2 separate regions of the Homo sapiens genome follow, and region 2 is linked to region 1. The links are chromatin loops, found by intact Hi-C in ENCODE. Cell type or tissue: heart right ventricle. All regions are shown on one strand. Links, peaks and the distances in the headings refer to the core of each region. The heading gives the core; the rest is flanking DNA. Region 1 has its middle 150 kb from the start of MIR3125. Region 2 has its middle 74 kb from the start of MIR3125.

Region 1 (12,524 bases), core at 3,018-11,017:
CAGCCTCCATAATCTTATGAGCTAATTCCTTAAAATACATCCTCCCAGTATTTATGTGTGCTATTGGTTCACTGAAGAACACTGAATTGATTAATTAACATTGATTTATACAGAAGGAGAAACAAAGTCAAGATTCAAAGGCTGCAGATTTTGAATGGGATGCTGATGCATCTGAGGTAGGTCAAGGCAACAGAGTGATGGCTGGCATGGGCCTGGAAGTCTGTAGATGTGTCACTGTGGCAGCTGGTGTGTGAGCTGATAGAGTAAGGAGGGATAAGGCTTATCCACAGGAGAGCAGTTTCCTATAGCTTCAACATTACCGCTCTATGACCACAAGCTAAGAGCCTGTATTCATTTTCTGTGGCTGCTGTATTAAGTCATCACATAGTGGTTTACATTAACAAAAGTTTATTCTCTCACTGTTAGTTCTTAAGGCCAAAAGATCAAAATTAGTAATAATGGGCTGAAATCAAGATATCAGCAAGTCCAAGCTCCCTCCAACGCTCTGGAAAGCACCTATCTGTTCCTCACCTCTTCCATTTTCTGGTGGCTGCCAGCATTCCTTGGCTTGCAGCTGCATCACTCCAATTTTTACCTCCATCTTCATGTAGTCTTCCCCTCTGTGTGTCTATTTTCCCTCTACCTCTCTCTGTATAAGGTGACTTGTGATGGTATTTAAGACCCACTTGACAATCTATGATAATCTCTTTATTGTAAAGTCTTTCATTGAATCACATCTGGAGAACTGTAACATATAAGGTAACATTGAGAGGTTCCAAGGTTTAAGGCCTGATATCTTTGGGGCCACCATTCAGTCCACTGTGGATTCCATTCTCTTTTTGGTACAGCCATCCTCCTCCTCTGTTGGTATACATCAGAATCATGACCACTAGAACTTGAACTCCTTATTCTATTCTGTGCTTTTGGAATCTGTACAGTGGTTCTGAATGAATTCTTCTGTTTCATGCAAAAAACTCCTATGCACTCTTGAAAACATGCTTTGTTGCACATAAGTTACATGTAAATCATTCGCACAGCCCTCAGCGAGTTCTCAAGACAGAAACTCCATGCCCTGAGGTCAACACTCTCCTTCCTCTCTCTGTATACAGCATAATAGTTACAAACATGGTCTCTGGTCCAGAATCCTAGATTTAGATATGGAATCAGTCATTTACTAGCATCATGACCTTGAGCAATGTTTAACTTCTCCAGGTTTCAAGTTCACCATAAAATCAGGGTGATGATAGGATCTACTCTGTAAGATTGTTGTCAAAGATTGAATTTGTACATACAAAGCATGTAATTCAGTACTTGTTCTATGAGTGTCAGCTCAGATAATGATGATAATGCCTGGTCTCTGTCCATCCCTTCCCTGGGCCCTATTAAGTGGATTATCAGTTGTCCAATTACCACAGAGCCTTTGGGTCCTCTTAAAATTATCAAACTTCTTTATATAATTTCTGAGTGTTGCTTTCTGAATCTTTTACCATGATTTTTATTCCATAATTTTTGGCAAATGGTATAGAATAGTGGTTAGGAGCACAATCATTGGTATCAGTGAATGACTCTCAGCCTGGTTTCTTCCTCTGTGAAGTAGACATAACCATACCTATCACATGGATTCCTGCAGATGGCGGATAAGGAAACCATGTAGGTATGTGGAAGATAGTAAGTGATCAATAAATGGAAGCTATAGTTATTTCCATTTTTTTTTTTTGCAGAAGCCATGAAGCAGGGAGTGGTAGAGGCAGTAGCATCAGGTCTGAGGCTGGGCCATGTGCAGTCCACTCCACTCCATGTAAATAGCCTTCATGTCAGTCTTAAATCTTTTCTCTTTAAGACACAGCTCATTAAAACCATCTGCTAGCCACCCTTGGTTAGCTGAGGCTAATCCCTGTTTACTGTAAATGTCAAAATGTGTAAGGAGACCTGAGGGTGGGGAGTGGCTGGAGAAAAACACAAAAATCCTTTGAAAAAAACAAGGAACCTCTAGAATGACGAGCGTCCTCCTGCAAGTGAAAAGTCTTCGTACTTAATCCTCCTAATGTCAGCGGTGTCGATTCATACAAAAGGTTGCCACATGTTCTACAAGACTGAACTTGCATTTCCGCTATAAATGTGTTACCAATGAGTCCAGACTTGCAGCTCCACCAACTGAGGTAGGTATATGGAGCCTGAAGGTCCTGAGGGTCAGGCTCCCCAACCTCCATGGACCTGCAGAAGGAAGGGACTCTTGGCCTTGGCAGAAAAGGCACATCTAACCGGAGGTGCCTGATGGCATTGGCAGCAAGGACCCGAAACCCCTCCTTGACCCCCTTTAAATGCCAGGCACAGATGTCACCTCGCTGGCTGTGGTATTTTGTGCTCTCATTCTTTGCTGCACATGTGTGGGGTCCTTTTTCACCAGGGATGACCTAAAACAAATGTCGAGGCAAAATCTAACATTAGACAAAGAGATTCCAAATCTCAAATGACTTCAACTGCTTTTGCAGCTGTCTCAGAAAAATTCTTCCCCACTAACACCAATAGCTTTCTTTGGTCCCCAAACTTGTAAATATTAAATTCTCCATTCAAGCTCAAATAACCCTGCAGCTCCTTTCCACCCCACACAACCCTTCCCTCACTTTCACCTTCTCATTAACTCTCCTTTGTTCTATCAAAAAGCTCAGGAAGAGTTCAGTTTTTTGAAAGTCCTGTTGTTTCTCTTTGAATCCTATCTCACCTCCTTTTTTATTAAAATCCGCATCATGGGGCTGAGCATGGTGGTTCATACCTATAATCCCGGCACTTTGGGCAGTAGAAATGGAAGGATCATTTAAGGAGTTTGAGACCAGCCTGGGCAACAAGGCAAGAACCAGTATCTACAAAAATTTTTTAAAAATTAGCCTAGCCCATTAATGTGGTGTGTGCCTATAGCCCCAGTTACTCAGGAGGCTGAGGCAGGAGGACCACTTGAGCCCTAGAGTTCATGGCTGCTGTGAGCTATGGTCATGCCACTGCCCTCCAGCCTGGACAACAGAATGAGACCCTGTCTCAAAGAAAAAAGTCTACATTGTGAAATAAACAAAAACAGCGGAAGAATATCTGCCTCAGGGAAAAAAAGAAAGGCTTTGATTAGAGATTAAGATGGGTTCAAATGTTGTTCTTGCCACTAGTTATCTGGGTAACTTTGGGCACATGAATCATTCGCATGTGACGGTCATTACCTGGAATTATGCAGTGGACAGACAACCTGTGCTACCATGGACCCTGCCTCTGAGCCATGGTTCCATATTCATAAAATGGGGGATGCTTTCTGACTCATGAAATTATGAGAGAAATATGTCTAGTGTGAAAATTTTCTGATAATGGTAAAGCAAATTTAATTAGAAATGTTAATAAAAATTGCAATAAAATCAGTAACTTTACCTTTGATAGCTTGTTTTGTGTTCTACAAAGATATGAACACATCATATGGCACAAAAATGCAAAGACATCATCCAGTCCAATACCCTCTTTGATTCTTTGTCCTGAACTAGGTTGTTCAATAAAGGAACTTAAAAGCATTCTTTTTTTTTTTTTTTTTTTCCGACAGAGTCTCACTCTGTTGCCCAGACTGGAGTGCAATGATGCAATCTCGGCTTGCTGCTATCTCCGCCTCCCAGGTTCAAGCAATTCTCCTGCTTCAGCCTCGCGAGTAGCTGGGACTACAGGCATGCACTGCCACACCGGGCTAATTTTTTGTATTTTTAGTAGAGACGGGGTTTCACCATGTTGGCCAGGCTGGTCTCAAACTCCTGACCTCAGGCGATGGACCTGCCTCGGCCTCCCAAAGTGCTGAGATTACAGGGATGAGCCACCATGCTCGACCAAAAGCTTTCTGAGTAACTTGTGTCAATGTTTCTTTTGTTAACAATTAATTGATTCTCTAGGGTGAATCTTAGTATCCCATTCTACTACCTAAAATTTGGTTCAGACTTTATTTGAATGCAGGGCCCACATCGTAGCCTAACATTGAGTTGAAGAGAGTGAGGGGCCTGGGGCTTTACAGAAAGAGTAGTGGTTCCCTCTGCACATACTCTGTCAAACTGGATTCTTTTCAACAAATTTTTACAATTGCAATTGACATAAAGAAATCCAAGCCTATGATGACAAGATGTTAGAAAATGCAGTGTGTAATTTGTAACTGAGACACTGACAGTTAGCTCCCAAAATACAGAGAGAGGGTCATCAAGATGTGGCACATTTTGGGGTCTTCTCTCTCACCAATCACAGATTCAGGGCCCCTGATACAATGGACTAGTCCTCTGTCGCCAGGCTTTCCTCACTTTCATGTTGGTTGTTATTGGAACAAATTAGTCTTCTCCCTTCTTCCCTTTCAAGGAGGCTTCTCAATCTGCTTTGCAGACACAGAGTTTGCTTTTTCCTGTGGTGCTCACCCTTTAATTTGTCCTGATGTGTCTCTTCCTACCTTAAATGCAGTACGGGTATAATTTGGATCTATGCTCTTGTACCTTCCAAAACTCCCCTGGGAGCAACTTAGCACATTTCCTGCATGGTGTAAGAGCTCTGAAAATGCTAGATGCTAGTATTAATATTATCAAATGGCTCAAGAGAGCAAAGAGGAGGCCACAAAGTCTCTAATGAGCTGGCCTCAAAAGTCACACACTGTCATCTCTATCACACACTCTTGGTCACACAACCAGCTCTGATTCATTGTGTAAGGAAATTATCTAAACGTGTAAATACCAGGAGGCAAACATCATTTGGGAGTACATGGAGGCTGCCGACTACATATATTTTCATGCTTTTTAAATTGGCATCTAAAATATTCTTCACAAATACAAATAGTTGTAAATGGTATACTTCTGTGTGTATATTATTTAAGTACATAGTTATGTTAATATAGATTATGTACATATAAACCTATTTTAATGAAACTCTTATATCTGTAATTTAATTTTAGTATATGGAAGATGCCCACCATAAAGCCAATTGAAAATGAAATTTGACCCCATTTAAAAAATTAAAATAAATATATTGATATCCATTGTTATCATAATACACTTCTGAATTCTTATTCTAACAAAAAGAAAGAGAAAGAAAGAGACACAGAGAGACAGTGATGAGAAAGAGAGAGGAAGCTGTCGGGCCTTGCTGGGAGTCTGTTACCTGGATTCAATAAGCCTAGTATTTTTTATGGATGCCATCTTTACTTTGTCCTAGAAGGATGCTTCCTTCAGAGAGATGCGTGTTCCACTTATGTTATAATATTCTTTTGTTGGAATATTTTTACACTTTGGACCAATGCACCATGCAAAGATTCAGAATGGGCATATTTTGATTGCAGTCGAAGGACAATTATCAAAGGCGTGTGGGATAAGAGAACAGGTAGACCCCAGGTATCCTCCTAGGCAGGTCAGTTTTAGGAAAGAGCACCTATGGGTGTCATGGGTCTAAACATTGATAAGCTGAAATCTATCCTTGCCCTCACGTCCTCAGAAGGTGTTTGAGTACCTACCCTCAGTGGTACACATTTCCTCAGTTAGGATACCTCAGCTTAAATGACTTAATACAAGTTTAACATGAAGATTGTATGGCATGTATTCATTAAGTATCTATCAGAGAATTCTAATTCCTGAGAGCAAAGTTCTTATACAACTGCCTGTTCTAGTGCAAATAAGGGCTTCTTTAACATGGGCTTCTATATCCTTGATGATGAGAACCATGTACTCCATGCCTATATTGCCCCAGGGCTTAATTCAGTGCTATCAGAAATAGGACACTGATGGACATTGAGTAGCATAATGCTACCATTCCTTCTCCATACCCTCATACATCCAGGGCCAACATCACTGATGTGGCCTCAGAATTCTTCACAACACAAAGTCCCAGGTGACCCTCCTAATCTACTAACTTAACACATCAATTAGGCCCTATTTCCCATCTTAGTGGCCAATCCATTGCTGTAATGTTAATAAATGCTGTAACAGCTTGCATGACAATCTCTAACTTCGCATGCCTAAAAGTCTCATAAAGATCACAGTATCACATTGCTGCATTCTATTGTCTGGAGAAAGTCATAAGAGCAGACCAACCCCAAGGGATAGAAAATTGTGTCACTGCTTTAAGGGCGCTGCTGCAAACTCACCTTGCAAAGGACATGGATACAAAGAGGAGGAAATTTTTGGCCAACCTTTGCAACCTACCATACATATTTTTGGCACAGGTAGCATTCTACTGTTTGGTTCCTCACCCCCAACCAGGCTGGACTTCTCAGTTAGTATTGTTTGAGAGAGCTATATGTCAGGCCACAGCATAAATGGTTGAGATTTGAAGATGAATGATATAAACCTCCAAATATCTTCAAGGGGTTCACAATATAAGTAAATAATGAGCCAGTTCAGTTCAAATGCATTGAGCAATAGCTCTGTAACATCTGCTCTACCTGGCAATAGAGGGACAGAGAGGAGTGAGACCCCACCTCTCATCTGGAGAAACTCAGAGAAGAAAGGAAAGAAATAAAGAAGGATTTTGCTCTTCTGTAACAAAGCATGTCACAGAAGCCGTTGGCATTTTTGAAGGCTGAGATTTCCTTATTCACACATTGCCTTCTTTAAGAAAAGACACACAGTATATATAGGGTTTGTAGGGAAGAGAGGAAAGCGAGAACATGAGTGTATACTGGAGGACTCCTCTCACTTACCCGCTGATGAAATGGGCTTTCTGTACTGAGCCTCTCCATCTCTGTGCACATGAGAATGTATGGACAGGACATTGGAAGAAGAAATAGTCTGTATCCTGAGATGCTGGGGGCCACTAGGAAATTCAGCAGAACTATCCCGCCCCGCCCCCAGCCTTGATTGTTAGGCCCTTCTGAGGGTCTATAAATAGCACTGTTTATAACAGATATCTATAAATATACCTGTTATAAAATTGCAAACATCAACTTTTGTCTGCCATATATGCTCACATTCATTGATGGTCTGCAGCAGATAATTATTGTAAATTAGGCATTATTGAATTTGAGAACTGCAAAGGAAACACTATTTCTTGAGTTGAACTATGCAAACAATACATCCTTACATCAGGGCACAGAGGCACTGTGGACTGATCATCAGCTCACCCTTCAAGGACACAAAAAGGAACAATCCCTGAGCTTCAATTTCCTCAACTGTAAAGCAAGAGGTGTGAGAGTCAGATTGGAGTCTCTGGGACCTCTCGTCCTTCCCTCAGCTTCTACTTCCCTTTTATTCTACATCATTAGTGAAAATTCCAAATGTCACCTATCAGTGGGACTGTTCCCATCTTTTTAAAAGCCTTTGAAGTCAGGTGTTATGTCAGTATTGCTCATAGTTTGTTAGGAGCATTCATCTAGCATAGTGTTTCGTAGATAGAGAGGGTGAAATAAATCATTAAAGAAGGAATGCATAAATGACTGGAGGTGACAAGCAACACTAGGATGGGAGATGGTGATTTGGCAGGATTCAGACCTTCAGCTGACAGTGTGAATCATGCAAGTCCTGCTTCTTGCCAGCAATGTCCCAATGTCAGCAGAAGACAAACCCGAGCAGTGACATGACTCCCATGACCCATTCCTTCTTGAAATATCAGCCAGGCCACTTCCTCCAATCACATGGGATAGGCGCTGGGGTTGGGCTCCTCTCACATTCTTAGGAATGCAAGCTCTTGTCTTCCCAGGGACCCTCAAATATATGCCACATTGCTAATGTCCTCCAGGGAACGGCTATGGGAACAACCTCGGGCCTTGCAGGAAGGAAGAAGGTTCAGGGAAGGCCGTGACTCACAGTTATTTTAAGCTCAAGTTCTCTCAGTTCAAGCAGAGGTCACACTTCTTTCTTGGAGGCAGAGGAGCCCCAAACCTGGTGTGGGCTTTAATAGAAAGAACCGCCATCTTGGGCTTTTAAGAAGGTGGCCTCTGCCCCTGTTTCCCAGCCCTGACTCCAGTGATGTCCTTGAGCTAGTGTCTTCTCTTCAGTGAATTTTGGTATTTCAATCTTTAAAATTCATCTACTTAAAAATATTAATTAAGAACCTACTACATGCCTGGAATAGTACTGGGTGTTAAAGATAAGGCTGTTAAAAGGAAAAAAAAAATCTGCTCCTAGGAAAAGTTTATTTTAGTGGGAGGAGACAAATAATAAGCAAATAAAAATATAGTATGGCAGGTGATGGTATATGCAGAAACAATAAAGCAGAGTTTGAAAAAGAATGCTGTATGGTGGCTCGTGCCTATAATCCCAGCACTTTGGGAGGCCAAGGCAGGAGGGTCACTTGAGGCCAGGAGTTCCAGACCAACCTTGACAACATAGTAAGACCCTTTCTTTATAAAAATAAAAAATAAAATAGGTGGCGTTAGGGGTAAGGGAAAGACATGCAAGGACTTTGGTGTTTTATATAGTCAGGTCAGGAAACGTTATTGGCATAGTGATGTGAAGGCTGTGAGGGAGTAAGCTAGGGAGATATGCAGAGGGAGGGAGCTAGAATGAGAGGCAGGGGAAGTGCATTCCAGGAAGTACACAGACTCCCAAGGCAGGAGCATGGTGGGGTGTTCAAGGAACAGAAAGCAAGTCAGCAGGCTGGAGAGGGACAAACCAGGAGAGGAGCCCCTGTGAGTCACAGTCAAGATGTGGCATTTTCTTCTGAGTGAGATGGCATGAAAGCCATGGGGGATTTTGGACAGCAGAATATAATAGACTACTGGGTCAAAGCAGAGAGATCAATTAAGAGAAGTAGGCAGATTCAGGTATTTGACAGGATGTGCTCATCAATTTAACATGGAGTTGAGAGAAAGAACAAAATTAAGTTTAACTTCAAGGTTTGGGGCCTGAGCAAATGAACAAAATATATATGAGATGTACTGGAACATTTGCACATATTGTTTTTGAGAAGTCTTTTATAAACTCAAATAGCCATGCTGGAGAGATAGTTGGATATCTAAATCCGGAGAACAGAAGGAAGTCCTTGTCTAGTCATGAAACCTTTCAGAATCAGGATATCTTGCCTGAACCACAACACACAGAAAATGACTTGCGTGACTATTTTCCCAGTTCTCCCAAGTATTATACATAAATTTAGTACCAAATGCATAGAAGTTAATTCTTCCCATGCAATGTGTGCCTTACAGTGATGGTTCTCGAGGTATAGCCCAGTACCCAGCAGCATGACATCACCTGGAACTTAATGAAAATGCAGATGCTTAGGTTCCACCACAAACTTCCTGAATCAGAAACGGGGGGGCAAGAAGTATGTAACCAAGCCCTCCAATTGATTTAGACCCCTGAATTAATGCCTAGGACACTGGTGCTTAATTTCTTTTGGAACCTGAATGAGGAAACCGAGAAACTATAAAATGATGTGATTTGGTTTAGTGATACTCTGTAAAAGTCATTTCATCTACTGTACCTTCTTACAGGGCAAGAGACTTAAATATGTCATGGGCTTTCATGTACGGTACATCTCTAATCAGCTTTGTGCTTCCAAATGTGCACTTTAATGTTGGCTTGTCCAGCCACATTGTCAATGGCAAAGACATAAATTACAACTGAGGTTAGCACTGGAGAAGGTGACTTGAAATATAGTCATAAGTATAATAGTAAAAAGAACTCATAATCTAAATTTTTTTTTAGAACTAATATACTCTATCATGAATTTGTCCATTGGTGAGTACATCCTTGGAGAAGCATGAAACACAGCTTTAAGCCACGAGTCTTGAATATTTTACACTAGTCTACAAATCATTTCCATTCTTAAGGGAATGATTTTAACCGAATCGGAGTATAAAATTCATTCATTCAGTTGGTATACATATGCTATATGCTAAATGCAAGGAAGGAAGGGAGGGAGGGAGGAAGGAAGGAAGGAAGGAAGGAAGGAAAGAAAAAAAAGGGAAGGGAAGGGAAGGAAGGGGAAGGGAGGAGAGGGGAGGGGAGAGGAGGGGAGGGAAGGGAAGAGAAGGGAAGGGGGAGGGAATTATCTAAGTCCCGAATTGCCTTAGTGTGATTAGGTTTAGCAACTAGGCGTTATCAAAGCTCACTGCTGTGTGTTTCAACTCCAGCTTCCACAGATTCTAGCTGTTTTAACCTCCTGCAAAGTGTTTGGCTTCAATAGGTTTTGGTTTGCTTCATCTGACTAATGAGAATAATGATAATATCTACTAACAATGAAGCTAAAACTTTCAGAGGGAACACAGTGAGCCATCATTAAAATGTTACATCTTTATAGGGCCATTTGTCTTGACATTGGTCATATTTGTAATTGCATATACATATTGTACTTTTACAAATGTATCATTCACAGTGGATAGGAACAACTCTAGAGTTTACAATCTTTTTATCAGGCATATCTGGAACAATATCTAGAACTTACTATGCATTCAATAAATAGGTTTCAGATAATGAATACAAGAGTAAACAGGAACCCTGACTTACAGCATAGGACTACAGGACTGGGGAGAGAATCATGCTACAACTGCAGTCGAGGTATGTGCGAAGCGCCATCTGGCTTTGAACTTACTAAAGTGTTTGGATTTTTGAACTGCACCTCTTCAAGAATCTGTTTCCTCTTAATTGGGAGTACCTAAGCCTAAGCCGTATTAGCCAATAGTTCGTAGTTATGCTTTTCACAACTTTCCAAGCGTGTTCATTGAAAATCAGGATGTAACTGAAGAGCACACGAACAGCAACAATTAAGACTTTATGAGTAACAGAAAAGCCAACTAAGAGCGACTCTGACCTAAGGGCCTTTCTTTTTACGTAAAAATACCTCTTCACTTACCCAGAAATCCAAAAGTAGCAGTCTAAGGATTGTTCCAGCATCTTGATGGTATTATAGAAGAACACATGACTTATCCCTCCACTCTGCCATCCACAGGTTCTTGACGTCAGCTTTCAGGTCATTTGCTTCCTCCTGGATACAAAATAACCATTTCAGCTCTCTGCATTAGGTGTTCCTTCAGCCTGATTTTTAATTGTATTATTTTAAACGTAATTTATACAGAAAAAGCACATAAAGACTAAATAAAGAACATAACAAAGACAATGTAACCACCACCCAAGCCAAGAAATAAACATTGCCAAAACACTTTACGCTATGGGTCTCTTCCGGTCCTCCTTCAGGACATAATCATGGTCCTAGTTTATGGAAACCCTTTGCTTGTGTCTCTTTAGAGATTTACCACTTATGTGGACATGGCTAAATGGTATGGCTTTGTAGTTTCCTCCGGTTTTATACCTCATTTAAATGGAATTATATTATATGTATGCTTTTGTAAACTGCTTGGTTTATTCAGCATTTATTTGGTAATTTTCACACATTTCATTTTGTAGAGTTGTAAGATAATCATTTTCATTACTGTATAGAATTTTATTTTAAGCATATACCACAGTCTGACTGGACTGTGTCTTGTTTGGGGCTGTTATAAAAAACAAAAAACCAACAACAAAAACAAATCGCCACTATGAGCATTCTTGTAACTTGCAGGTGATATTCTTCATCATGCTAAGGAACTTCTCTTCTGCACCTAATTTGTTAGAAGATTTATTTATTTATTTACTTAGAGAGGGAGTCTCTCTCTGTCGCCCAGGCTGGAGTGCAGTGGCGCCATCTCGGCTCACTGCAAGCTCCGCCTCCTGGGTTCACTCCATTCTCCTGCCTCCGCCTCCCGAGCAGCTGGGACTACAGGCACCCACCACCGCGCCTGGCTAATCTTTTGTATATTTAGTAGAGACGGTGTTTCATCGTGTTAGCCAGGATGGTCTTGATCTCCTGACCTCGTGATCCACCCGCCTCAGCCTCCCAAAGTGCTGGGATTACAGGAGTGAGCCACCGTGCCCAGCGAGAAGATTTTTTTTTATAAATCTTGAATAAATATTAAATTTTATCTAATACATTTTACTGCCTCAAGATGATTATATAGTTCTTCATTATTTATTAATATAGTAAATTAGATTACTGACTTGCTACCTTTCAAAACACTTTGCATTCCTGTGTTAAACCCAATGTGATCATAATTCGCATCTTTTTAAATTTATTTGACGTCAAATTCAGCTTGCTGATTTGTTAACAATTTTTCATCTCATGAGTGAGGTTTGCAGTAAATTTACTTTCTTCTAATGTTCTCATTAGGTTGTGTATTATGGTTATGCTTTCCTGATAAAATTAACTAAGGAGTGATTCTTCTTTTTCTGTTCCCTAGAAGTTTACATTTGATTTCCATGTTACTTGAATGTAAAGCCAACTGAGGTTCGACTTTTCTTTTGGGGGTTTTTAACCATTAATTTAATTTGTTTAATGATATAAACCTATTTAGGTTTTTCTATTTTTCGTGCACACTTTTGGCAAGTCCCTCACCCCACATACACTTCAATATTAAAAAGAAATATTTAAATGCATTGGCATAAAGTTGTTTGGAGTACCATCTTATTAACTTTTCAGTGTCTACAGGCTCTGTAGTAACGTTCTTTGTTTATTTACAACTTTGGTAATTTGTACTTCCTTTTTTCTAAATCAGCCTCTGAGAATAT
Region 2 (12,524 bases), core at 3,087-11,086, 75 kb after region 1:
TGGGTTACCCAGCACTGGCCTTGCCTCAGGCCCTGCCTTAGGAAATAGCATTTCTGCCTCAGCCCTGTGTGTAAGGAGGGTAGAACTGCTGTAACTAAGTACCACAAATCGGATAGCTTCAAACAACAAAAATCTAGTCTCTTACAGTTCTGGAGGCCGGAAGTCTAAAATCATGGTATCCATGGACCATGCTCCCTCTGAAACCTGTGGGGGATCCTTCCTCACCTCTTCCTAGATTCTGGTGGTTTGCTGGAAACGTCTGGCATCCCTTGGCTTTTAGCTGCATCATGCTCGTCCTCCAGTACTCACGTGGCATTCTCCCTGTGTGTCTCTAACATGGATGTCTTCACATGGACGTTTTCTTATGAAGACAGCAGTCATATTGGGTACAGAGCCTGTCCTACTATGACATGAACTCGTGAACTAATTATACCTGCAACAACCCTATTTCTAAATAAGATCACATTTGGAGGTACTGGGAGTTAGGGCTTCGATATATCTTTTTGAAAGGGAACACAATTCAATCTGTAACTCACTGAATTGTACACCAAAGCCAAGAAGGCCAAGAGGTAAGGAAACAAACATCAGAACCACAAGAGAGGAACAGAGGGTGGAGTGACTTCAGAGAGGCCAAGAAGTTACTGTCAATGGTTTTTAGGACTCATTTTGATTGGTCTCCTGCTGAGTGGTGAGGCCTGATTCAAGGGCACAGAAAGAGAGCACCAGTGAAGTGTCTTGTAATAAACAAATGCCTGTTGAAGGCCGTCTTTGAGCTACACACTGTGACCACAGTGACCTGGCAGTGTAAAGTGTGTGTTTAATGCCTCAGAGCCTCACAGAATAAGGTGAGGGGAGAATAGTGGAAGGAGAGATGACTATCAACTCTCATTAGCCCTGTGGGAGGTGAAAACTAGAAAGATTGTCTCGTATGAGTAATAAATATGGAAAATTGAATGAAGTCAACCTCTCTATAAAAATAATTTATTAATTACCCTGCCTTTAGAGTCTCACTTTACTGAGTCCTACAATTTGCAAATTAACTATTGGCCCAACTTGGCCTATTGAAGGGATAATGAGTATTAAAGAGAACCTGGTCTCTGAAGTTCGTGGATGAATCATGATGATTATCAGTGACTCACAACCCTTGCATCTTCAAAAGGCTTCCCCTGATGCACCAGTGGAGGACTCAGTCCTCAGCTTTTGAAGTGGAGTTTGGCAGTAAAGGTGGGACTTGGGGCTCCTGGTGGGGCCACCAAGGGAGAAGGTCTTGAGGAATGTGGGTGGGAGGAGCATGGCATCCACAGCTTCAGCTCCTGCATTTGATATTTATTAGGGACAACTTGATGAAGGGCACTCTGGGAATGTTCTTCTAGGACCAAGAAGAGAAACACTTGATGGCCTTTAAAATATGTGCCTTTAACTGCCTTCCCTGAGGCCAGGTGGCTGTGCCAGGGTTTAGCAGCACTTTGATCCCACTTCTGTGTTCAGAGTCCTCAGAGCTCTGGTTCAGGGTCATCAAATTCATTCCAAAAGTGACGTATTCCATAAATGAGGAATTAGTTGTCAGTAACTAGGTCATTGACAATGAGTTATTGAGTGTCTTGAGAACTGCAGCTAGCAGATGAAAACATTAACAGAATTCCTTTTCCTTCCTCTAATAAAGACCACTGATATCAGGGGACACAGGGTGAGGGATCCCTGGAGGTAAAAGAAGAAATTGTCCTAAAAAATGTATAACTAGCAAATGCAACTAAAACCCACATCAATGGATGTGAGCACAAGAGAACTGCTTTTTGGTTATCAGGGGCACAGTTTGGCAACACAATAACAACAGTTACCATTTACTGAGCACCCAGGATGTCTCAGTTTCTTACCAGATATTTTGCAGATTCAACTCTGAAAGGCTGATATTATTATCTTCAAAGTTTACTTGTTTTAAACATGAAGATCCTGGGCTTACATTGGCGACATAACTTTCTCCAAGTCACACTCAATACAATTGCCAGAGCTGTGATATGAAACCACCTCTATGTCACCCCTAAGCTCTGTAGTCTGAGGGAGGAGGAATTACTTTGAGTTCTACTTGATATGAATTTGAATAGGTCTTCCCCACAGAGCAAGTTCTCAGCATGTATTTATTGAAAATTGAATGATCCACTTTGCAGCCAGGTAACAGTGCTGAGCCATTTCTGGTGGGATGACAGAAGGGATACATGCCCACCTGCTTCCAAGAGCAACTTTATGCCCCAGAGCACATGCCAGAGCTGCTCTTGACACGTTTCAAGAGGTTTTGCAGGTCCAGGACACTGCTGTGCTATAAATCAGCAACTGGTTTACCCTTTCCAACAATGATTGCTGAATTTGAAGCTCAAATGTATATAATTATCATCCTTAATACATGGGCTTTGCACTCCTACAAGGTTTTCCATCTTCAAAGTGTCTTATGAACATTAACTAATTAATCTAGGCTGCACATTGTGCCAAGGCCCAGAGGGCTTAAACTGCTCAGATCTGGGATGGTCCCTGTTGATGGTAATTACACGGAACACATTGGGTACTCTTTCACTTAATATATATTGGTGCAGTGTGTCATCACAATGCCATCATCCCCACTACAGACATTGCCCAGTGGCTGGCCCTATGGGTTAGGCCTATACTTGGGGCTACAAAGAAACAAAAGCCAGAGGCCCTTGTCCAAGCAAATGATGCACTGGTAGCTAGCAAACGCATAGTGCTTTACAATAAGAAATAAGGCTTCCGGACTGGCAAGGTGGCTCATGCCTGTAATCCCAGCACTTTGGGAGGCTGAGGCATGCGGATCACCTGAGGTCAGGAGTTTGAGAACAGCCTGACCAACATGGAGAAACCCTGTCTCTACTAAAAATACAAAATTAACTGGGCGTGGTGGTGCATGCCTGTAATCCCAGCTACTCGGGAGGCTGAGACAGGAGAATCACTTGAACCCAAGAGGCAGAGGTTACGGTGAGCCAAGATCGTGCCATTGCACTCCAGCCTGGGCAACAAGAACGAAACTCTCCGTTTCAAAAATAAATAAATAAATAAATAATAATTTAAAAAAAATAAGGCTTCCCATGAATTTATTTGTTCAAATAGGTCTGTTTTCTTTCTTTTCTTTTCTTTTTTTTTTTTTTTTTTTGAGACGAAGTCTCGCTCTTGTTCCCCAGGCTGGAGTGCAATGGAGCCATCTCGGCTCACTGCAACTTCCGCCTCCCAGGTTCAAGCGATTCTCCTGCCTCAGCCTCTCGAGTAGCTGGGATTACAGGCACCTGCCACCAAGCCCGGCTAATTTTTGTATTTTTAGTAGAGATGGGGTTTCACCATGTTGGCCAGGCTGGTCTCGAACTCCTGACCTCAGGTGGTCCGCCCACCTCGGCCTCCTAAAGTGTTGGGATTACAGGCATGAGCCACCGCGCCCAGCCCATTGGTCTGTTTTCTATCACTGCAGATTAGTTTGCATTTTCTAGGACATAATAAAAATGGATTCATATACAGTCATGTGCTGTATAATAATGTTTTAGTGAAGGATGGACTGCATGTAAGACGGTGGTCCCATCAAATTATACTGCTGTGCTTTTTTTACTGTGTCTTTTCTATGTTTAGATACACAAATACAGTGAGGCATTGCTTAAAAATGGGGATATGTTCTGAGAATTGCTTCCTTGAGTAGACATTATAGTGTACTTACACAAACCTAGATGATATAGCCTACTACACACCTAGGCTAACTGGTATGGCCTATTGCTCCTAAGACTACAAATTTGTGAGGCATGTTGTACTGAATACTGTAGGCAACTGTAACACAATGGTAAGTATTTATGTATCTAAACATAGAAAAGGCCCAGTAAAAATATGGCATAGAAGATAAAAAAGGGTACACGTGTATAGGGCACTTACCATGAATGGAGCTTGTGGCCTGGAAGTTGCTGTGTCAGTAAGTGGTGAGCAAATGAGAAGGCCTAGGACATTACTGAACTACTCTAGACTTTATAAACACAGTACAGTTTAGGCTACATAACATTTATAAAATGTATTTTTCCTTCTTCAATTATGAATTCACTTTAGTTTAATGTAACTTGTTTATAAATTTTCAATTTTTTTAACTTTTTGACTCTTTTGTAATAACACTTAGCTTAAGACACAAACATATAGTACAGCTGTTCAAAGTATTTTCTTTATATTCTTATTCTAAACACATTTTTCTATTTTTAAATGCTTTTATTTTTTATTGTTTTACTTTTTAAACTTTTTTGTTGAAAACAAAGACACAAACCCAATTAGTCTAGGCTTACCCAGGGTCATGATCATCAATATCACTGTCTTCAACCTCCACATCTTGTCCACCTGGGAGGTCTTCCAGGGAAAACACACCACACATGGAGCTGTCATCTCCTATGTGAACAATGCCTTCTTCCAGATACTGCCTCTAGGACCTGACTGAGGCTGTTTCACAGTTAACTTTGTAAAATATACAAGTAGAAGGAGTATACTCTAAAACAGTGATAAAACCAGTAACATAGTCATTAATTATCAAGTATTATGTATTGTACATAATTATGTTATATTTTTATATAACTAGCAGCACAGTGGATTTGTTCACACCAGCATCACCACAAACATGTGAACAATGCATTGCACTCACACATTAGGAAGGCACTAGGTGATAGGAATTTCTCAGCTCCATATAATCTTGCGGGACAACTGTCGTACATGTAGTCCATCATCGACTGAAACGTTGTTATCCGGTGCATGACTATAGTATGTTTATCTGGCTTCTTTCACCAGGTGTAATTATTTTGAGATTCATCTGTGTGGTTGTGTTCATTCCTTGTTACCACTAAATAGTATTACATCTTATGGATATAGCACTATTTGTTTATCCATTCACTTCTTGATAAACCTTCAGGTTGTTTCCAGTGTTTGTCTATTGCAACTAATGTTGTGATTAATGTTTGTATTTTGTATAAATCTTTGCATGGACATATGCTTTCATTTTTCTTGGGAAAATACCTAGGAGTAAAATGGCTGGGACATATGGTGAGTGAATGTTTATTTCAGAAAGAGTCAGTGGGAGTCCTAGAGTATACAAACCACTTTACATTCTCACAGGCAGTATATGAAAGTTCTAGTTGTTCCACAGCTTTGCCAGTACTTGGTATAGTCAGTCATTTTAATTTTTAGACATTCTTATGAATGCATAGTAGTAGCTTGTGATTTTAATTTGCATTTCCTTAATAACTAAAGATGTTGAGCATTTTTGAGATGCTTATTTGCCATCCAAATATGTTGAACATACATAAATGATCAAACTCTTACCATTTTAAATTGGGTTGTCTTTTTGTTATCGAGTTTTGAGATATATACAGGTGTTTGTGTGTGTGTGTTATTGTATATCACTCTCAGATATGTGATTTGCAAATATTATCTCCCAGTCTATAGTTTTTTATTATGTTAATACTGTCTTTCATTTGTGTGTGCAATTTATTAGGTTTTGTGCAATTCATTTGTTTTGTGCAAGTACACTCTGATGTTCACACAAGGATGAAATTACCTAAAGATGCATTTTTCAGAACATTTCTGAACATCTGAGAACATCTCAGAACATTGTTAAGCAATGCATAACTGTACACTAAATCATCAATTTATTTTTTCCTCCAATTCCAATGTCATTGGTGTTCTGGAACTGGCTTGTACCAGCTTGGAAGGACCAATTTTTAAATGTTTAGGGATTTTGCAAACTGATTATTAAACACAGTCATTGCTAAAAATTAAATTACATAAATTTATAATTAAATTATATTAAAAATAAAGGAATAAACACTCAAAAATTGTCACTTTCTAGTTACTTTACTACATCTTACCATTATTTACATTGTTAAGGTTGAGGTTGTAACTTCATGTTGGAAATATCATAAAATGGTGTGCTATTAACAGTTTCTTCCCAACTCAGCATTCAGCGCAGTCATGTTGGTAGATCGAAATCAGCCATTGAGTTTATATTTATACCATGAAAATTTGCAAATACTACAATATAGGGCTTGATTTATTGTTTTGCTGATTATCTAGGTTTAATAAAATTGTGGAAAAGATGTTCGTGTAGATTAAACTTAAATGTGTGACATGTCTATATCTGAAACACTACAAATAAGCATTGTGAGTACTATGAGTAAATATTTTTCCAGCATTTGAGAACAATAATTCAATTCGGCAAAAAAAGTTGCTCACATTATTGACAAATGGGTGAAGTCCAGACATGCATCTTTGTTGTTTTACTTTGATATTTCTTGTTAAGATAAACAAAAGTATCAACTAACATTCTTGTTGGAACTATATTTGTCTGTCAATTGAATCCATATTTTGTCTAGGGATACAGGAGTTTGGCAAAAACCAGCAAAAGCATTCAATAAGAAGCAATTGCCTATTTGGAATTTGAAGCAAAATGTTTTGTATATTACTGTTAGTTACTTGTAAATTGTATGCTACGTATATTTTATATCAGCAAATTTAGATATACTTTTTCAGAGAGGCAAATGTTAAATATTTACCAGGATACCACTGTTCAAAATTCTATTTTTTATGGGCCACTCTATGTACACAGACCTTGCCTTTTCCATATTGCCTGGTGATTTGGAGAATCTGTGCTCTTTAGCGGAAGATTGAAGGACAAAATGAATCGCTTATTGTGTTTTTCTGGCTAAATATTTTTTGAACTAATGTAGTTACAGTAAATTATTGCCTGAAAAGAGACAATATAGTAAGTGAGACTGACCATGCCAGGGCAATTGCACATGGAGGGCCAAGGATGCAGAACTGTGTGGCTCATTTATTCACGGAGTAATTACTGACTTTGAAATTATCACTATGCCCTAAGCATTTCTAAAAGCTGGGAAACTACTAGTTTTGCATTCTGTTTACAATGAGAAATTAGTTATTGCTTCAAAAATAGTGACCAACGTGCATAAAACATTGAAACCTTAGCAAGTTTTATAATTAAAGATGCCCAGTGATTCTTGATTTACATTCATTTCAGGCTACTTTGTTGGCTGCCAAGGCGGCAAAGTCATTTTTTGGACTAAAATGTGAAAAGATGTGTGTTATGGATTTCGGCTGTCATTTAAAGATGTAACCCCAGTGTCCATACACACAGAGTGAAGGAGAGAAATCTCAATGACTTCAGCAGGGAGCAAACAGGCTATGCCCCTCTGGAGGCAAAGAATTCTTAAAACATCAAAAATGGGAGAAAATAGAACTTGCAGAATTGTGTACAATCAGAGCCTTATACTGTACTTAGAAAAGCACCCTTTCTGATCACTCCTACTAAGCCTCATAACCAGTTCTGTATTCCTGTATCCTTTAATATCTCCTGTAAAATTTAAAGGAGAGTTTTTCTAGAGTTAAAATCTACAGGCTAAAATGGTACATGTGCTCAGCAATGCAGTGTTTGGTTGATGGGTGTTTTCTAATCATTTTCTACTACACTTTTTGGGACTCAGATACATTTCAACGTCTTCCAATGGTTTAACTACCTCTTCCTATATATATGACTTTAGGGAGTTATTAATCCTGGGTTATATTCTTGTCTATATTAAAATAGAAATGAAAAGATAGCTCTTAGGGGTTTTGTGAAAGTATCTGGCCCAGGCTCATCCCAAAGCAGATCCTTAAAAACATTTTCTGTCTTACTTTCTTCCTTCCTCTTTGCCTCTTGTCCTTCCTGTTCACACTTGTTCCTTAATTTCTTCCTTTCCTTCTTTGTAAGTTCCTTTACATATAAATTATGATGATTGTAGTAATCACTCCAAGCCTTCTCAGGTCAAGTTTCATTGTCTTCCCCTAAGCAAGACGTGACTGAGCTGTGAACTGACTCCTGGGAAGAGATCTCACCATGGGACCCCAGCCAGGGGGAAGCGTGTGGGGCAGAGAAGGGGAGCTGCCTCCTGAAACTCCACCCTCCAATGGGATGGGGGACCAGGAGGACAGGAAGCCCAATCTAGCTACAGAGCTCCAAAGGAAATGGCAACAGCCAGGATCAACACAGTCTCCCAAAGAATCAGGCAAACAGAACTGTGTGATCACACGACTCACCCTGCTCTAGGCCCGAAGAAGAAGACATGAATCAGAGAAGCCCTTGTCCTCAAGGAGCTCCTTGCTTAGAGACCCAGATGCACAACCATTCAAACACACAAGGCAAAGAGTGTTGCACCAGAGGTAGGCATTTCAGCTGAGCCTGAGTACAGCATTTTCTGGTGAGTACTGTGGCAGGTAAAATGTAAAACTCTAAGACAATCAAGTGGACCTCTGGCCAAAGATCAGAGACAGTACAAAAACTGAGTTTAGTTGCCAAGCAATACTCAAAAATCCAGGTGTGATATCAGACGAAAGATTATCTCATAGCTCAGGGACAGATTATTATTGCTTTAGAGAACATTTAGGGAAAGACTATTGAGTCACATAAGAGTGATAATAATAATAGTAGCAATAATGATAATATTCACAAATGACATTTAATAGTATCTGTACTGTAACAAGCACTATTTTAGGTAATTTAGGTTAAGCATCCCTAATGCTCACAGTACATTTATGAGTTATCCGTTAGTTCTACTTTGTCTGGATAGAGAAACAGAGACAAAGAAGAAAAGTGGAATGCAATATAACTTACACAGCTCATTGGTATCGAAACTGGGAATCATCACCAAATTTGCCTGGTTCTAAAGCTACTGTTCTGTCTTCTAGGAAGCCCTTAAATATTTCTAGCCCTGAATCTATGGAGACCACGGGCTTGGGTAGGAGATCTTAGCATAAAGACAAAGAGGAAAGACTGAGAAACAGAAATAAATTTGATGTTGAAAGTTGTTTGTTTTTCGTAGACAAAATGTAGAAATTCAGTGTTTAGAATCAGAGTACACATTTAGAAAACATTGAAATCATTAAGTCTGCTTACATACCCACCCCACCCCAAGAGATTAATATTGCCCAAGTAATTTCTACCTCATTGACAAAGAGTTTGTGGGACAGTGAGTGATGCAGGAACTTCCCCAAATGCCCACATTACTCCCCAGAGAAGTCACAGGAGGCTGGCATGTCTATAAGCCTATTGTTAATATCCAGAGGCCTTCTCAAAGACAAGCTGGCTTGGCTGGAGCAGCTGAGAGCACACTGTGTACTTATTTTTAACATTCTTTAATGTTTTCAGATGAGCACAACTCTGAAATAGAAAGGCTGACCCATTTCAATGACATTTTCCCAAGGACATCGGAGTATTGTGTGTTTGTCTTCCCTTTACCCTAGATAGAGTCCCAGTGTCCCCGAACGAAAGGAAACTTCCCTTCAGGCAGATAAATGGCAGGCAGTGTGACTTGGTTTAATGATATGTCACCTCTACAGTCACTCTTTCCACTCCATGAGTCTCAGTCACCTAGAAAGTATCAGCACCCTGCAGAAGCAAGCGTGTTCATGTGCTATCCATGTCTAAGGTCACACATGCAACCCAGGAGGAAAAACAGAGTGCAGGATAATTGACAGAGCCCCAGAGAAGCTGGAAGAATATGAACTAAAAGAATTTCTTGCATTGCAACACCATTTTTGTATTTTGTTTTTAACAGATGAGGGAGGAAACTCAGAGGTACCGAGTCATTTCCCCAAGCTCATACAACAGATAAAAGGTAGCGCCACACTCTCTCAGTGGTTGCTGAATGGAGAGATGTTTGGCAAGATCTCAATGTCCAGTCTTTTTTAAAATACAAACTGCACAGTTTTAGTTTAGTTTCTTCTGTTTTTTTTCTCCCCAAAGTAGAAAAGTAGAGTGTAAATCTGAGTATTCCCATGTGTCTCCAGGAAAGGTTTGAAGTATAAGACTTACGTGCCTTGAAAGAAAAAAATACAACAAAACCACAACAGTAACAACTAGTCTTCAGTTTGCTAATGGTCCTGGTTCTGCCTGTGTTCAAAGTTCCATGAGTTTTGTGATCAGCGGGTACCACGTCCCTGGTGACCATCCAGTTGGATGTATGGGTGGATTCCTCTTCCATGTTAATTAATATTTCCTAGATAAGGGATCTTCTCTAAGGTTTGTGTGGGGCCAGAATGTCTAGGCTGCAATGCTGCTTTTTCTGGTGTTATCACTGATATTTCCAGAAAGACCTCTGTCTGCCCCTGCTCCAAGACACACTCATGGGTGTATGCACCAGCGTTGCCCTCTCACCAAAACTAGTTGGGATTTACCACTCCCTCAGTGGTACTAGCTGTCTGACTGTTAGCTATTGACAAGGTGGCAGAAGAAACATTGATTTACCCGAAGCTTCTAATAATTTTGTCTTGTGCATCCTCCAATCACTTATTCTAAGCCACTCTTGAGAGTTCACATAGACTCTGAGCTGGACGAAACCATAGCAGCATTGAACTCAAGTCTCTCACCATACAGATGTGAGAAGAGATTGGGCTCCATAAGGCGCAGTGACTGCCTAACTTTGTACAGCCTGGAGAAGTTTATTTTCTTATAAGTAACCCTTGACCATAGTAAGAAGTTATCTGTGGTAGATTATTCTTTTTGCTTCCATCATCTCAATAGTTTTTCCATTTTGCCAAACTCATCAGAGCAATATTGACTATTAAGTTTGTGTGCAGTATACTCCAAAGCCCTGAGCTTCCTGTATTTTAAACATGACGTATTTCAGCTACGGTGCCAGTTACACATGGTTTATAATTCCTGGAACACTCTCCATATGTGTAAATCTGTCAGGCCATGCCTTCCTAAAATGGTAGTTATTAATTTACAAATCAAAGAAAGAAATCTTACCTTTTCCAATCAGTATTTGCATTCCTATTTTACCACCAAATGTGCTATCTTAGAGAGGTTAAGCCATTTTTTCTCAAGGTGGTATCACTAAGCAGGGGTGGAGCTGGAATTGTGAAGTGAGCTTTGTCTTTACTTTTTCCAGTATATACAGATATTGTTCCAGCACGGGAACACAATTAGTTTCCTCTGTAGGCTGACTTCATTTCCAGTGCTGCAATGGAGTGGGAGCTGACCTCGCAGCTGGAAACATCAGCCAGGAATCAGCGTGGAAGGGTTATGTTTTTTCCATGAAAGTAGGATCTAAAGTGGATGACAGAGGTATTAATACATGTGGTAAGTGTTCAAAGAAAATTATTTTCTGCCTCAAAATATAAACTAGAATAAATGGAGCTGTAAAACAGTATGAAGTCAGGATTTACTGTTGTTCATTGAACATGCTTTTGCTCACTCTTGTATTTTCACAACACACTGGCATCCACTATTCTACTGCCATTGTAGACACTGGATAAATAAAAATCACATGAGCCAGTGTAGAAATAAAAAAAAATTAAGAGCCCATCTATGCATCCCAATTAACCTACCAGCAAGAATCTAAAAGATTCTGAGAACTTAATTTGTCTGCTACTTTGGAATGTGGAGCAGAAGCTTAGAAAAGGAATGAGTAGAAGAAGTCAGACATCAAATTATGAGTTTAGACAAATTTATAAGGTATGTGAAAGGCCATTTAAGCTACTGACCCCATAAGGGTTTCTTTCCAGAAATGGCCTTGCTAAGGAGTTACTAAGCTTCTTCTTGCACACCTCCACTGATGGTGATATCACTACCTTCAAAATACTCCATGCACTACTGCTCAGATGTTAATGTTGGAAAGTGGTTTTTTCAATCTAGACTAGACTTGACTTCACTTATCGTTTATCCATTGATCTTTGTCCTCTCTCTTGTGTCACATGAGGCATCGAATTGTTTTTTCTTTTTTTTGAGACGGAATCTCGCTCTGTCACCCAGGTTGGAGTGCAGTGGCACAATCTTGGCTCACTGCAAGCTCCACCTCCCGGGTTCACACCTGACTCAGCCTCCCGAGTAGCTGGCACTACAGGTGCCCACCACCGTGCCCAGCTAATTTTTTCTATTTGTTGGTAGAGACGGGGTTTCACTGTGTTAGCCAGGATGGTCTCGATCTCCCGACCTCGTGATCTGCCCGCCTCGGCCTCCCAAAGTGCTAGGATTACAGGCGTGAGCCACCATGCCCGGCCCAAATTGTTTTTTCAAAAGACTCCCTTCCCTGTTACTGCTTGTAAAGAGTGGGATGTTTGTGGCCAGTGTCATCAATAGGCAAACAGTGTATTAAGTCTCCTTACTTCTCATTTGTCTGTCACTTAATAGGGTAAATGCTTTTAGATAACATAATTTCATATTATTTGATGAGAATTGATTTCTGAGCACAAGCAGATAGCTCTAATTTCATTTTACCAGCTTTGAAGTTATCAAAATACTGTAAATTAAATAATTCCAAGAAGACTTGCAAAATGATATGTGAGATAGGCAGAAAAGAGGCTTAAAGTCCTAAATAGTTACAAGCAGGAGTCCAACCACACACCATTTTACTCCAAAGTCCTGCCTTAGAGGACATTCTGGTTGTTACCAGCCTAGTAAAGATATCTTGCCATCAGCACCACAAACACCTTCTCAACTTTGCATATTCAGCAGAAGG

The links. Hi-C counts contacts between places; a loop is a spot of excess contacts. Peaks named below come from ENCODE experiments on the same cell type or tissue, not always from the same donor. Only the 100,000 strongest peaks of a DNase experiment are listed, where the experiment ranks them.
Region 2: a loop joins it to region 1, with 13 times the contacts of the local background. A loop is called at or near these places in 2 of 110 quality-filtered maps.

What each region holds. Positions count from the first base shown.
Region 1 is chr2:12,880,116-12,892,639 of GRCh38, reverse strand. No RefSeq gene overlaps it. Among named protein-coding and RNA genes, the nearest start is that of MIR3125, 150 kb to the right of the region's middle. In heart right ventricle, for the core only: no CTCF peak of the experiment used is centred there; a DNase peak (open chromatin) is centred at 7,649; H3K27ac peaks cover 2,131 bases.
Region 2 is chr2:12,805,215-12,817,738 of GRCh38, reverse strand. No RefSeq gene overlaps it. Among named protein-coding and RNA genes, the nearest start is that of MIR3125, 74 kb to the right of the region's middle. RefSeq lists an enhancer at 233-1,432. In heart right ventricle, for the core only: no CTCF peak of the experiment used is centred there; DNase peaks (open chromatin) are centred at 8,046, 9,150, 9,329 and 11,047; H3K27ac peaks cover 4,369 bases.